Linked DNA regions of Mus musculus: region 2 is linked to region 1. The links are chromatin contacts, found by Hi-C in ENCODE. All regions are on one chromosome and are shown on one strand. Each heading gives the region's core, a stretch centred on a gene start or an enhancer-like site at or near the end of the contact. The rest is flanking DNA. Distances are from core to core; before and after follow the strand shown.

The links. Hi-C counts contacts between places; a loop is a spot of excess contacts on that map.
Region 2: a map of mouse embryonic stem cell shows a loop between it and region 1 (3-fold over the local background). The contact joins the promoter of Dnajc22 here to the promoter of Wnt1 in region 1. A Hi-C loop is called at or near these places in 1 of 37 maps with a recorded cell type or tissue (mouse embryonic stem cell).

What each region holds. Positions count from the first base shown.
Region 1 is chr15:98,787,907-98,792,894 of GRCm38, forward strand. Wnt1 (wingless-type MMTV integration site family, member 1) reads left to right here and starts at 1,951. Exons shown (of 4, transcript NM_021279.4): 1 at 1,951-2,386; 2 at 2,958-3,211; 3 at 3,786-4,051; 4 at 4,510-4,988. The coding sequence starts at 2,283.
Region 2 is chr15:99,096,518-99,101,505 of GRCm38, forward strand. It overlaps Dnajc22 (DnaJ heat shock protein family (Hsp40) member C22), which reads left to right and starts at 2,967. Exons shown (of 3, transcript NM_176835.2): 1 at 2,967-3,083; 2 at 4,306-4,988. The coding sequence starts at 4,419.

The DNA.
Region 1 (4,988 bases), core at 701-3,200:
CAGTGCTGGTGATCCAAACTAGGGCTTCATGCAAGCGAGGCAAACACGGTATCCCAGTTCCTGGGAATGTGGCTTTAACATGGATTCATTTATTAGCAGGGACCTGGGACCTGAAGACACTGCCTTACCAAGCATCTCCTCTGTGAAATAGAAGAGAGGAGAAATATTAAGATCCTGGGAAGGGGGCGCTTCCCTGTGTGACAGTGGTGCGTGATAACCAGGCTGGCAGTGCCCTCTGCATCCCACATTGGGAACAGCAGCCTGATACTCCAAGGCTGCCATGACCCTGAAGATCACTGGAATCAGGAGGAAAGTAGAATCCACAATGGAAGAGTTAAGGCTCTTGGGTAAGAGTGGGAGAAAATGGGGGTGGGGGGTGGGGACACTGCAGAAACCTGGGAGAAAAAAAATCCAACTAAAATCAGGAAACACATGGAGGCACAAATTTGCTAATCTTTCTTTAAAAAACTGTTTCAGGAGATTTATTTTATGTATGTATGTATGTATGTATGTATGTATGTATGTATGTATGTATACGTGCACCTGTGTGTGCTTGGTGTCAGTGGGGCTCAGACATCACCTGATTCCCTGGAACTGGAGTTACAGGTGGCTATAAGCCACCACTTGGGTGCTGAGAACAGAGTCCGGGGCCTCTGGCAGAGCAGTCAGTGCTTTTAGCCACTGAGCCATCTCTCATTCCCCCCAATTATGTTCATCTTGAGTTGGGCAGGTACGGTGGCGGAATAGGCCTGTAATCCCAGCAGTCACTGGACCATCATGGGTTCTACATATTAAACCTTTATGTTAGGTAGGGTCACACAGCAAGATCCGGTCACAAAACCAGCAACAACAAAACCAAAAGGAGCCAGCTTCTTCCCACAAGCATTCTTTCCCTCAGGTCTTCAGCTCCATCTGACAGCTACTCGGCTGGTGGTCCTATCCTTTCTGAGCCTAGTTGCCAGAGAAACAAGCCCGGTTCATCTTCATGACTAGCACATCTAATGATAAGCACAGGTTGACTCAAGGTGCCATAGGGTGACACTAGGTACCCAGAGCGACAGAATGACACCTATGAGTGCACGTCGTTAATCACAAACACACACACACACACACACACACACACACACACACACTCATGCACCCACCTGCAAACACAATTGCAGCCTTCTGGACGTCTCCTGTCACAGCCCCACCTCCTTCCTGATACACTGCGTTAAGTGGTGACTGTAACAAAATGACTTCATGCTCTCCCTGTCCTGAGCCAAATTACACAATTATTTGGAAAGGGCTCAAAATGTTCTTCGTTAGAAGTTTCTGGATACACCAATACACAGGAGCGTGCACCCTCAGAACACATGTACACTTTGACTTAATCTCACGGGTGACACACCGACGCTTACACTCCCCCTAGCCCACAGAGGCAAACTGCTGGGCGCTTCTGAGTTTCTCACTGCCACCAGCTCGGTTTGCTCAGCCTACCCCTACACCCCACGCCCGGGAATCCCTGACCACAGCTCCACCCATGCTCTGTCTCCTTCTTTTCCTTCTCTGTCCAGCCGTCGGGGTTCCTGGGTGAGGAAGTGTCTCCACGGAGTCGCTGGCTAGAACCACAACTTTCATCCTGCCATTCAGAATAGGGAAGAGAAGAGACCACAGCGTAGGGGGGACAGAGGAGACGGACTTCGAGAGGACAGCCCCACCGGCGCGTGTGGGGGAGGCAATCCAGGCTGCAAACAGGTTGTCCCCAGCGCATTGTCTCCGCGCCCCCTGGCGGATGCTGGTCCCCGACGGGCTCCGGACGCGCAGAAGAGTGAGGCCGGCGCGCGTGGGAGGCCATCCCAAGGGGAGGGGTCGGCGGCCAGTGCAGACCTGGAGGCGGGGGCCACCAGGCAGGGGGCGGGGGTGAGCCCCGACGGTTAGCCTGTCAGCTCTTTGCTCAGACCGGCAAGAGCCACAGCTTCGCTCGCCACTCATTGTCTGTGGCCCTGACCAGTGCGCCCTGGTGCTTTTAGTGCCGCCCGGGCCCGGAGGGGCAGCCTCTTCTCACTGCAGTCAGCGCCGCAACTATAAGAGGCCTATAAGAGGCGGTGCCTCCCGCAGTGGCTGCTTCAGCCCAGCAGCCAGGACAGCGAACCATGCTGCCTGCGGCCCGCCTCCAGACTTATTAGAGCCAGCCTGGGAACTCGCATCACTGCCCTCACCGCTGTGTCCAGTCCCACCGTCGCGGACAGCAACCACAGTCGTCAGAACCGCAGCACAGAACCAGCAAGGCCAGGCAGGCCATGGGGCTCTGGGCGCTGCTGCCCAGCTGGGTTTCTACTACGTTGCTACTGGCACTGACCGCTCTGCCCGCAGCCCTGGCTGCCAACAGTAGTGGCCGATGGTGGTAAGTGAGCTAGTACGGGGTCCGCCACTTGTCCTGGGGCAAAGAGCCAGGCACGGGCCTTACCCAGCTCCCACGCTGTGGGGATCACCAACCTACAGACCCCCCTCGTGCATTGTGACTTCACATCCAGGGTGCTCACACCTAGAACTAGCTCTGCTGAAGTGGGGGCACATCATTGGCATGCAGAAGCCCAGATACACCAGGCTCAGAGACCATTCCCATTTAATACGACCCCGTTTCTGCTGAGCAACAGGTCCCAACCTCGCTGTGGTGGGTGCTCAGGTGTCCCTTAGGTCTTGAACCAAAAAAAAAAAAAAAAAAAAAAAAAAAACCAGATATTAGCTTTGAGGTGAGGGAGTGGAATTCCTAAGTTTTTCAAGGTGGGCAAGGCTGCAGGTGGGGTTTCTCCTCGGGGGCTGACTTGAAGAAAGGAAGAGCTAAGGTAGCCATGCCTTTTCTGTCCACTCACTAGACTCTGGAGCTCAGGGCCAGGCAAGGATAGGGTGGTACAGCCTGTATGGTTAGGATGCAGGTCCCCTCCCCTGGACTGAACCCTTATGCATCCCGCCAGGGGCATCGTGAACATAGCCTCCTCCACGAACCTGTTGACGGATTCCAAGAGTCTGCAGCTGGTGCTCGAGCCCAGTCTGCAGCTGCTGAGCCGCAAGCAGCGGCGACTGATCCGACAGAACCCGGGGATCCTGCACAGCGTGAGTGGAGGGCTCCAGAGCGCTGTGCGAGAGTGCAAATGGCAATTCCGAAACCGCCGCTGGAACTGCCCCACTGCTCCGGGGCCCCACCTCTTCGGCAAGATCGTCAACCGAGGTGGGTGCCCAGGAAAGCGACGCTTCCGGGATTAAGGGAAAAGCAGGGTCATCTCCAGGGCATAGGCGGGCGAAGGCAGGGAAGACATCCCAGGGTTATATGTGATCAAACTGAGAATCGCCTGGTGCCGGCAGTTACCGTAGGTCAGCACCAGATTCTTTCTAGCCTTGCGTTGTGAGCATGATCTTTAACGTTGCTGAGCCACTGGCCCACAGAAAGGGAATTCCGGATCGTGGGCGCTGGGCGACAGCTGTTTTTCCCTAGCCTTCCTCAAAGGTACCTGGGAAGCTGATCTCTGAGGGCTAGCTAGGGTTGTGCTTCGCACCCAGCAAAGTTTGCACTGCCAATACTAGTAGCGATCTTGGCTATGCAGATTTGTTCTACTTGGGAATCTCCCCTTGGAGCTGCTCTGCTAAGGCTCTGGAGTCTCAGTAAAGCTTAGAGAGGAGGGCATTCCATGCTTCGCACACATGACTCCAAGGATGTTGGACTGTAGGGTACCAAGTCTTCCAAACAGGGTGCTGAGTTGGCCCCACGCCTTCTCTCAACTGATGCGGGGTCGCTTCACCCACAGGCTGCCGAGAAACAGCGTTCATCTTCGCAATCACCTCCGCCGGGGTCACACATTCCGTGGCGCGCTCCTGCTCCGAAGGCTCCATCGAGTCCTGCACCTGCGACTACCGGCGGCGCGGCCCTGGGGGCCCCGACTGGCACTGGGGGGGCTGCAGTGACAACATCGATTTTGGTCGCCTCTTTGGCCGAGAGTTCGTGGACTCCGGGGAGAAGGGGCGGGACCTACGCTTCCTCATGAACCTTCACAACAACGAGGCAGGGCGAACGGTACGTCGGTGTGTCCGGAACCAATGGCAGGGGAGATGTAAGACAGGTGCACGGGGACAGAGGCACAGGGAAGGGGCTTCCCGAGAGAGTGGGACTCTAGGAGGGAAGACAGAGAAGAGGTGGTGGTTGAGGGCAAAGAGGTTCCTGAGCTGATGACAGAACAGAAGAGATTAGCAGGCTATCAACACGTGGGATGTATTGAGATGGCTCCATGGCACACTTTTGAAAGATAAAAGTGACTTGCTGGCGTGGAGCAGAGTCTGGCCGAATGTCCCTATCTCAGCGGGCCATTTTGCACTTCCTCTCTCCCGAGCTTAGTCACACCTGGACCTTGGCTGAAGTTTCCACAGCATCGACGTGACCCGGGTGGGGTGGGGGTGGGGAAGTATGGGTGGTGGTTCGTGGGATGTTGGCTTTGACCTTTTCTTCCCTCCTCCCCTCGTCCCCTCCTCCCCCAGACCGTGTTCTCTGAGATGCGCCAAGAGTGCAAATGCCACGGGATGTCCGGCTCCTGCACGGTGCGCACGTGTTGGATGCGGCTGCCCACGCTGCGCGCTGTGGGCGACGTGCTGCGCGACCGCTTCGACGGCGCCTCCCGCGTCCTTTACGGCAACCGAGGCAGCAACCGCGCCTCGCGGGCGGAGCTGCTGCGCCTGGAGCCCGAAGACCCCGCGCACAAGCCTCCCTCCCCTCACGACCTCGTCTACTTCGAGAAATCGCCCAACTTCTGCACGTACAGTGGCCGCCTGGGCACAGCTGGCACAGCTGGACGAGCTTGCAACAGCTCGTCTCCCGCGCTGGACGGCTGTGAGCTGCTGTGCTGTGGCCGAGGCCACCGCACGCGCACGCAGCGCGTCACGGAGCGCTGCAACTGCACCTTCCACTGGTGCTGCCACGTCAGCTGCCGCAACTGCACGCACACGCGCGTTCTGCACGA
Region 2 (4,988 bases), core at 1,717-4,216, 310 kb after region 1:
ACAAGAATGACCAGGCCATGCCAGGGCACGCCCGCCGTCGCTTTTCATTCCGGGCACAGGCGCCTGGTCGATGCCCTGCTGTCCACCCTCCCCTGCAAACGGCCCTCCTCCTGGCCCCCGCCCCCTCCACCGGCTTGGAAAAGGCAAATTTGACATTTTTAAATCCCGAGCCTTAGAGGGATCGATGCGGCCCGAGGGCCCCGCCCGGGGTCGATATTCCTGATTGGGAAGCGGCCGCTGAGCGGAGCCGGGGTGTAAATCACCCGGACTGGGGGGCGTTGCGGGGGGAGGAACCAGGAAACCTACTGAATCCCACGCGCGCTCAGCGGCAGCTGGAAGGGTCTCTGCTCAGGCTGGACCGAGGGCGACCGACTAAGAAAGACAGGATTTAAAAGAAGCCGAGAGGAGCCCACCCAAGGCCTCCCCCCTCCCCCGTCTAGTCCTGCCAACTCCAGCGGCCGACTCCGGTCTCGCTTCAGCGGCCGCCATCCTCCGTTGCCCCTGGAGCCGCGAGGGAGGCCGGTGTCGGAGCCAGCCATGCAGCGTCTCCTCTCCGGCCGCTCCCGCGGGGCCCGGGCTTCGGCGGCGGCTGTCACGGAGCCGACAAGCTGGGCTGGCGGGGAGGAGGCGGGCGGGGGAGGTGTTGGGGGCGGAGGGGGGCAGCTGGAAGCCAGCGCAGTTCTCGCTCAGTGGGCGCAACAGATGTTTGCAGAATAGAGGAGCGACAAGGTGGTCTAGGGTAGCGAGCGGCGCCGGGGTGAGGGGACCTGGGCACACTTAGGAATGAGAGTGCAAACCTGCGACGTGAGCAGGCGCTGGAGGGCGCCGGCCAGAGAGACTGGGGAAAGGCTAAGCAACTTTTGGTCCTGTCTGGTCATCGCCTCGGCCTCCAGTACCTGCCGCGTTCGGTTGGGGAAACCGAGGCAGCTGAGACCGAGAGAGGCCTGGAAGATGAAAAATCGGGGACGGTGGCGAAGGTTGGGGTGGCCATCAATTTCCTCACGGGTTTCTGTATCAGCCAAGGCCAGCCCTGGGCCAGTGGCGGGTAAATACGTTACTATGCCCTCGACAGCTGCTCACACGCTCCCCTCCCTCCCGCTTCAGCTTGTCAGATTCCCCCCACCCCCACCCCACCTCCCACCCCGAGCCAGTTTATAGAACAACAATTTGGGGAAAACAATCCCGGCCGAGTGACGGCCCCGTAATTGTGACAAAGTGAGTGCGGACGGCTGGAGAGAGCGTAGGGCGGGAGCGAGGCAGGGCGAGGCGCAGGCAGGGGCTCCTCTCGCCCACCCTGTCACCCCTGTTCTCATTCCGGTCACCTCTCATCCCTCTCCTTGACTCTTCCTCAATTCTTCTTCTCTAGGTCCCCTGTGCCTCCCTTCTCGTTTCTCCATCGCTCTGCCCTCTCCTCACAGTAATGGTCCTCCTCTCGCCCCTCACCCTCCACCACCCTCCTCCAGATGTGCCTTTTCCTCGCTCATTTCTCACTCTCTTCTCCGTCCTCCACTCTTTTCTCCATCTTTTTCACGCGCTTACATTGCCCTTGGGTCCCAGGGCTCTACGGCAAAAATCTGCTTCGCTCCCTCCCCAGTCCGTCCTTTCTAGGCTGGGCCCGAAGCCTTCATCCCTTTCGCGTTTTTGGACACTTCTGGGCCCCTCCTGCGAGCAGGAGACCTGGCTCCCCGGGGTCCCCTCCCCCTCCAGGCGGTTCGCACTGGGCTCCCGGCTCCCGAGCGAGTTTGTTTGTCCAGCGGCGGCGGCTGCTTCTGCCCGCGCTGTTTGCCAAGCTTAGCGCGCCGCCGCGCAGAGCGGGCCCAATTAAGTCTCATTCATTATTCAGCGCCCCCGTCCGCCCCCCGTCCCCAGCCGTGGCTGGGTTGTCGTTTTGTCGCCCCTCCTCAGCCCTAAAGGGGCCATATCTAGTCCCCAGCTAGAACTAGACGTTGGAGGGAGCTAAAACATTCTGCCCACTGTTGACAAGTGACCCTAAGTGAAGCCCACCGGCTCCATCCCTACCTCTAATCAAGCCTGGGGAATTTCGTAGATCCAAGCTTCTTTTAAAAGAAACTGAAGCTCAGGAAAGGGTGTGACTTGGCCAAGGTCACGGAGCTGCTCGGGGATTGTAGCCCGGGATGTTGAAGGCATCTTGTAAGCCAGCTCCATTCCAGCGTCCAAGCGAGAAGGCAGGCTCCTCTCCCCCGAGTCTCCCTGGGTTTGCCCTTACTCTTCTGATGGCTCGCCCCCACCCTGTATCCCTTGCTGGTGTGGGTTCCCCCCCCCCCCTTTGCTTCAGGCTACAAGGGTCTGAACAGCTTCTGGCTCTATGGATTCTGGGCTATGCAGGCTCAGACTCCCAGGTCTGGCTGTGGAGTCCCCTAACTGGAAGGCCTGGAAGCAAGGTAGTGAGGCAGAATTGCGGGTCTTGAGGGGCTCTCTCCTTCACCTCTGAGTGGATGTCTCTCCTTTAAGAAATTAGACGTGATCCTATAATGGCCGTCTTGGAGTACAGAGAGAAGCGAGACAGGGATCACCTCCCATTTGTGGCGGAGAGGAGAGGAAGTCGAGATTTTTAATTTTATTGATAGAGTCGCCCTTTTTCTCCCGCCAGGTAGCTGCACGGTTCGGACAGCTTTGACCAGGAATGTCCCAACCTTGCAAAAAGGAGATCTGGGACTTTTGGGGACCCTCCCTTCCGTAAACGGCAGCGCCATCTGGCGGTGTTAATGAAGTGCTGCAAGAGGTGCGCACTGCCGGGAGTGGGGCGCGGTTCCAGGCCCTACAGTGTAAAACTGGGTGAGTCTGGGGAAAGCTTCCCGTAGAGAGGGCGATCAGAGCCCAGGAACACAGGACCGGAAGGTGGCTACGAAGGGGCTGACCAGGGCTTTCGGGGCGGGGCCTGCAGGAGGTGGCCTGACTTCAAACACAGTCACCCAGCACTGAGGGACAAAGTCCACTTGTGTGGAGGTGAGAGCAGTTACAGAGGGGCCATTTTGAATCTGTGTTCAAAGGCAATGGCTGTTCTGAAGCAGCCTGGAAGCCTGGGCTGCCAGGTACTGCGGCCCTGCTGGGACTGCCTGAGGGTGAGTTTGCTTGAAGTAGGTAAGACGATTGGCAGGCAGATTTGATATTCTGAGGATTTTTGCGGCCGCTTTGTAGAGTGCCTTCGATCTGGTTGATAGGGATAGGATGGCTGGGCTGTGGGGTGCTAAGGTCTGGGTCAAAATGTTCTCCAGAACGTTTAAGTGGAAGGAGTTCAGGGTCCCTTTCAAATTTGGCTTGTGGGAGAACGGCATAGTCTGGGGAGATGGGAAAGCTGGAAAGGGCTTTGGCCGAGTTACAGAATGCACCCGCTTACACACACACACACACACACACACACACACACACACACACACACACACACACACACACGATGTTAAAGGAGTGAGTTTGGCTAAGACACTGGCTTTCAAAGGGGTTTGAAACAGTGAAAAAGTATTCTCTTCAGCCCTTTCCTGTGAGCCATTACTATTCCAGAGTCTAAGGGGAGGATAGAAATTTAAGCTTCTTTTTTCCCCCTTCTTATTCTTTCTCAATTTTACTTTATGTACACGGGTGTTTTGCTTGAACCTTTGTGTGTGCACTGCATGCACTCCTGATATCCTTGGAGACCAGAAGAGGGCATCTATGAGCTGCCATGTGGGTGCTGGGAATTTAAACCCCAAGTGACCCCTGGGTCACCCGTTAGTCCCAAGCTTTTGAGTTGTTGTTGTTGTTGTTCAGGCACCTAGTTCTCAGTGTCCCAACTTAAAGTCACTTAAAACATTCTCTTCCTGGGGGTGGAGAGATGGCTCAGCCGGTTAAGAGCACTGACTCTACCTGGTGGTTCACAACCATCTGTAATGGGATCTGATGCCCTCTTCTGGTGTGTCTGAGCACAGCTACAGTGTACGTATGCATAATAATGAATAAATCTTAAAAACAAAAACATTCTCTTCCTTGGACATGGTGGCACATGCCTATAACCTCAGCACTTGAGGAGGTAGGGGCAGGAAGACCAAGATGTCCTCAGCTATGGCCGCATAAGACCAGTTTGGAACGTGCAATAAGACTGTGCCTCAAATATCAATAAATTAATAATAAATAAATGAAAATATTTTAATTGAAGCATTTCCTCCCTTAAATATGGAGTCACTGTGATTGTAAATAACAGGACTGGGGTGCTAACGGAAGATAGGAGACATCTAGTACCTGAGAGACCCCGAGGTAGGGCTAGCTTGATTTTTATTACTGCTGAGCCTTTCTCCTTGCTTCACCTCTCAGGCCTAAGGATGACCCTCCAGACTGCAGTGATTCTCACAGAGGACCTTGAGATTTCTGCAATTTGATCAATGTCAAACGCCACTGGATTTTCTCTGAGACTCTTGCCCTAGAGGATGGCCAAAGGGCTGCTGATGACCTATGTCCTTTGGGCTTTGGGGGGTCCTGTTGGGCTCCACCACCTGTACCTGGGAAGGGACAGCCATGCCCTGCTCTGGATGCTCACCCTGGGAGGTGGTGGGTTGGGCTGGCTCTGGGAATTCTGGAAGCTCCCGAGCTTTGTGGCTCAAGCCAACAGAGTCCAGAGTTGGAAACAGAGGCCGGAAGAGGAGAGACCACCTCTCAGTCTCCTTCGCTTTGCTTCCCAGATAGTAGTGGGTGTCTATTTTGGTCTTGTGGCTCTAGTCAGCCTTTCTTCCATGGACAACTTCTATATAGTGGGCCTCCCACTGGCTGTTGGCTTAGGGGTCTTGCTGGTAGCTGCTGTTGGTAACCAGACCTCAGACTTTAAGAATACCTTAGGAGCGGCCTTCCTCACGTCCCCTGTGTTCTATGGCCGCCCCATAGCCATCCTGCCTATCAGTTTGGCTGCCAGCATTACAGCCCAGAAGCATCGACGATACAAAGCCTCAGCGGGGTCAGAGACACTTAGTGTGCGGCTCTACCGCGTGGGCTTGGCTTACCTC